Linked DNA regions of Homo sapiens: region 2 is linked to region 1. Evidence: chromatin loops called from intact Hi-C (ENCODE). Cell type or tissue: Calu3. All regions are shown on one strand.

Region 1 (2,500 bases):
CTAGATAATAGATTAAAGCAATTATGATTATTATTTTAGGACACTGTAAATTTCTAGTACTGATGTATTTTTTGATACCAAATAGCATTTATAAAATAATAATGATGCTGAAATATATATGAATCATGTAAAGCATGTCATTCCAGGGAGCCAGTTAAGTTGGTCCTTGATCATTTAAAATTCTTCCTTGTTTTTCTTAAATAAGGGCCAAAGAAATTGTATTTTAACAAAGCAAAGAAGTTCTTATTTGGTAACTAATACAAATCTAATTTTTGTGTAACCTTGAATTTTTGGCAAGTATCTCACAAACAGATTCAATGTTATTGCTTAGCTTTTGCAACCTATATTCTTAGAGCCTAATCGGAACCCGGGCCTTGAACAGTGTCAACCAAAGCTATCACATTCAGGCATCCTTCTCTCCTGGCTCCAGATGGGTGTCTGATTAAGAACTGACCAAACCAGTATCAGAACCTGACTTTTACAAAGATGTATACATCACTGAATCAAGGTCTGTATTTCTAAAAATTCCCTCCATTAAGCACTTCACGTTTTCTAATAATAAGATGCTCTATATTTAAATAAAAGCTTCTTTTAAAAATCTATCTTAATTTTCCCCTTTTTCTTCTTATGAAAACACAATGCTTCATTTCTGATACCACCTTTCACACATTCCCCAGATACTATAAGAGACAAGACTGACACAAATGTAAAACTTTGACTTCACTCACTGTAAGATTCAGTAAATAAAGATTTCGGTTTATAGGAGAGAAATTCTGATCCAAACCTGCAGCAAAGATAATCTAGAAAACTGCCCAAGTAAATTGGTTAAAATGTCATTTTTTATTCAAGTTGATTTTACTACAAATATGTTTTTTAAAATAAAACATTTAATTGCCCTGTAAGTAGATTAAACATCTGAGCTTTTTCCTTGTAGAGGAAAAAAATAAGCAAAAAACAAACAAACAAAACAACACATTCTATCAACATCCACTGATAAACATTCCAAAGAGTCATTTGTGTAAAACTATTTACTGTACCTAAGATGTCACACAGCCTCCCCAGCTGCATGTTCTGCTGTGTGTTGAAATCGGCAATATGTTCTCTCACAGGCTGGGAATACCCTAAAAGGCAAACAAGGTGTCAAAACACAGAAAGAGCAAGTCGATATAGCAAAATGGCACAAGAGAATTTCAAAATGTCACAGTCCATATTTCCAGGAAAAAATTTTCTCTGAAGCATCTTACAGAAACAACCCAATCCCGAAGAATGAGGTGCTTGTTTCTCGGGGGAATTAAACATTATTCTGGAAGATGTGCTAAGCAACATACTCTGTAACAGAGGGGTTCACATTTTTCAGTACCAACAAGGCTGCTAAGAATCAAGATGACAAAACATGGAGAAAATTTCTGACATGCAATATGAATGTTTACAAGGATGTGTAAGAAAATTATGCTCAGGTTAAAAAAAATATCGTTTTGGCTTCTTAATGTGAGCTTCTTATGTGGTATTTTGAAGATGTGTTCCAGAATCATTCTAAAGTGACACATAGATTTCAGATAAATCCCTTGCTGTCAGGAATATGTATTTAAATAATTCAAATACTAAAGAAATCAGCTTCTGCTCACGGTCACAAGAACTTTTAACTTTCAAAGGGCAAGAAGAGCTAATGCAGTTACTTTGTCAGTACTAATAAAAGTCCTGCAGTTTGCCTTCATTTCCACTGGAAACGTAGCAGAAGGGAAAACACATATGAATTACTATTGTCCAAAAATCTCTCACAAAAGAAACAACAGCGGAAATACTTTCTGCTGATATTTCAGGTCATTAAAAAAAGTGAATCAAAACATAAACTTAAAAAGCATGCATACTCACAAGCAGGTATAACTGCTTATATGAAATTCAACAACTGTAGGTGTAACTTTTTTTTTCTTCATTAAAATTGCTTTTCACATTTTGAAGAGATGCTTCAATGCCTCCTTGTGGTTAGTGAGCCCAAACACACATTTCAAGTTAAACTGCTCTAGATAAAGTGATTTTATATACTACATCTTCAAGATGTGACACACATTTCCTTTTCAGCCTAAGGAAAACTATAGCAATTCAGGCAATGGGGCTTCAGACCAAATGAACTCTGATAATTGGCTCTTTGCTTTGATGTCAGTGTTTAAACACTAGACAATGTCTGGAAATTAAATGACTTTACAATCATCTAAAAGTCTCTCTTTGCTTTGCATCTGGACTTAAGAATTAAAGAGAGAGGCAGAAGGACAAATGAGCTGTTCGAATCATTTTTGAAAAATTACTAATCTTTCAAATAATTTAGAGAACCATTCCACATATAAAAGCTAATATAGGCAGTTACAACTCCAATGTCTTTATGTGTGACTGCAATATTGTAACTTGGGATTTTGCATATGTATAATTTTATCTATATTCAAATAAATGTTTAGAAAGATGTATTGTGGATAACATATAGCAAGAGTATAAAAAGGCAGGAAAA
Region 2 (2,500 bases), 450 kb before region 1:
GATTCCCGGCAGGGCGCCCTGTCTGTGAGCGCCCCGGAGGTAACTTCCCCGGTGTGGCAGGCGTGGAAATGGGCATGGATGAACCCTCGGCGCCTTCGAGCTCTTGAGGAAAGAGCCCGGGACCGCTGCGCTAAGGACCGTGACGTAATGCCCCTCCTCCATTCCGGGCCCAAGGGAGGGTCCTAAACGCGGAGAGGGAGTGCCCTGTGGGGGAAAACTGAGTGTGTCTGGAGGGCACAGTGGAGAGGTTGAGTGCTCGCTGCTGCCCACTTGAGCAGGCCCGATTCTGACCCTGGGAGCCCCAGAACCCGCGGGGCGGCTCCCACCCCCACCTGTTGCACGGTGTTCCGCCGCCCCGCTCCGCCGGTGCACTCCCACCTCCGTAGCCCCAGAAGTGACATCTTTTATTATTATTATTATTATTATTAAAAACGAAAGTCACGGGTACAGGGTGGTCTCCCCAAACAGGCTCCAGGTGGTTGCCATCTCGTGAGTCAGTTGTCGCCCTTTTAAAGTGCTGTTACATCAAGAGGTTACAACAAAAAATAGCCAAAGCAAAATCCAAAGGGGAATGCAAAACGGGACTGGAAGTGGGTCCAGGAGAAGGAAGCAAAAATAACTTACAGCATAAATAAATTAAAGTGAACCTAATACTGAACCGAGAGACTCACAGTACATTTATATCCATTGCACATAGCCACTTTGTCATTAGGAACAGGAGTTTCAGAAGTGGACGGGACGGGGAGTGCGGGGCAGGCGCCAGCGAAGTTGCTACATTGTATTCACAATCGGGTTCAAGGCTATACAATGGGAGGGGGCGCTCTCCCCTCCCGCCCCCCGTCTGTCCAGTTAACCCCTTGAGGTCCGATGCCCTAGAGTTCACACGGGGTAGGGGGATTTGAGGCGCGAGGCGGTATTTACACTTGGAAACCAAGCCGGGGCCCTGGACAGGGACGCCCGGGAGGGGGCGGGCAAGGCCGGGGAGCCCGGGAGGAAGGCGGGCGGACGGGCGGCTGTATTTACATCGGTCGGGTCCGAATGGCTTGTTCCTCGCTCAGGGCCACCGCAGCAGCGGGTATTTACAAGGAGCAGCATGGCTTGAGGGCGCAGGGGTGCGGCCAGGCCGGCCCTAGGGCAACAGCGGTGGCTTGAAGGAGCAGTTGCCAGTGCAGTGGCGGGGCGTCAGCATCTTGCAGGAGAAATGGTGCAGGGCGTCGTGGGCTTCTGGGGAGACAGTCGCGAGGGTCACTCTGGGCGCCTCTCCAGGCTCACCTCACCGCGCAGTCCACCCTTTCCCCTCCCCGGCCTTACCAACCCTTTGGGGTCAGGGAATCTCAACCGAGCGGATCAGGAGGAGGCAGGAGGGTAGGACAAAAGCTGGTGATTCAGAACCACTGCTCTGGTTCAGTAGCCCCATTTTACAGAAAAGGAAACTGAGGCACAGTAAGAGAGGAGTCAACCTGCTCAAAGCCAGAATTGGTAATAGAAGGCAGATTTTTCTGACGTCCAAAGCCCAAGGGGCTCTTTCTTTTTACCCCCACCATCCTAGAATAATCTTCCCGTTAAAATCAGTTCCCACTTTTCTCCCTCACAGATCCTGATCCACGTGGATCGTGGCCTTCCTCACTAGTCCCACTATTCATTCATTCAGTCGACAGCACGGCCGGCACCCAGCACCCCTCCTATCTTTGTTTCCCGGCTTCCGCACCTTTCAATTTCTGCTGGATGGCATAGCGCGCCTTCCGCTCCTGGTCGAGTTCGTTACACAGGGTATCTGGAAGACAAGGGGAGGGGCCAGTGAGGAAACGCAGACCACCCTCCGAAAGGCCGGGGTCACAGCCCGGGCTTCCTCCTCTCCCCAGGGCTAAGCTCCGCGCAGAAACAACTCCAGGGATGGGGGAGGGGGTACCGGAGCTCCTAACTGCAGACTGGCGGAGGAAGGAAATGGCCTGGGATGGCGCTTAAAGGCAGATGGATCTAACCAAAATTAAAGCAAACTTAGGCATTACTTCCCAGGTAATTTTACGCCTCGATTTTTAATTTAGAAACCATGGAAATTGCCGCGATAAGAAGTTCAATCACTCCATGTAATGATGCCTGCAAGCCGTTTGCTGGGCTCGCTTGCCATTCTGAGGCTAATCAGAGTATACAAAGCATATTAAATAAAAAAATAATTGTTAAATTACCTTCAATTTAAATCCAAATGACTGAGCCAACATTGCGGCTCCTGCCAGACGAGAGGCAGTTACGGCCCGTGCACGAGCTCACCTGACTCCCGTCTTACCTCTGACAATTTGCAGCTGTTGCACCATTTCTTCTCGATAAGCCAATTCCCTCTTCATTTGATCCTGAAAATTATCTGTGCAAATTGATTAAGTGAGAGCTGTTACGCACAGCCCCCTCTCCCGGCTCCACTTTCTCACTCCTGGCCCCCCCTTTCACCCCTACCCCCAACTCCCACCCAGCCATTCGCCTGCAGCCCTGGAAAAGGACAGTTTCT

What was found. A loop is a pair of places that touch in the nucleus more often than their neighbours do. Peaks named below come from ENCODE experiments on the same cell type or tissue, not always from the same donor. Only the 100,000 strongest peaks of a DNase experiment are listed, where the experiment ranks them.
Region 2: it touches region 1 in a loop (4-fold over the local background); 12 of 110 quality-filtered maps call a loop at or near these places.

Annotation. Positions count from the first base shown.
Region 1 is chr15:67,383,557-67,386,056 of GRCh38, reverse strand. IQCH (IQ motif containing H) reads right to left here. Exons shown (of 21, transcript NM_001031715.3): 11 at 1,038-1,121. Among named protein-coding and RNA genes, the nearest start is that of IQCH, 130 kb to the right of the region's middle. In Calu3, no CTCF peak of the experiment used is centred here; no DNase peak of the experiment used is centred here.
Region 2 is chr15:67,832,466-67,834,965 of GRCh38, reverse strand. SKOR1 (SKI family transcriptional corepressor 1) reads right to left here. Exons shown (of 9, transcript NM_001365915.1): 7 at 2,285-2,359; 8 at 1,709-1,774; 9 at 384-1,224. The coding sequence ends at 1,130. It overlaps SKOR1-AS1 (SKOR1 antisense RNA 1), which reads left to right. Exons shown (of 3, transcript NR_120345.1): 3 at 1-658. LOC105370870 (a long non-coding RNA gene) reads left to right here and starts at 2,369. Exons shown (of 4, transcript XR_932395.3): 1 at 2,369-2,500. RefSeq lists a silencer at 909-1,058 and an enhancer at 635-1,471. In Calu3, a CTCF peak has its summit at 964 (motif pointing right); a DNase peak (open chromatin) is centred at 985.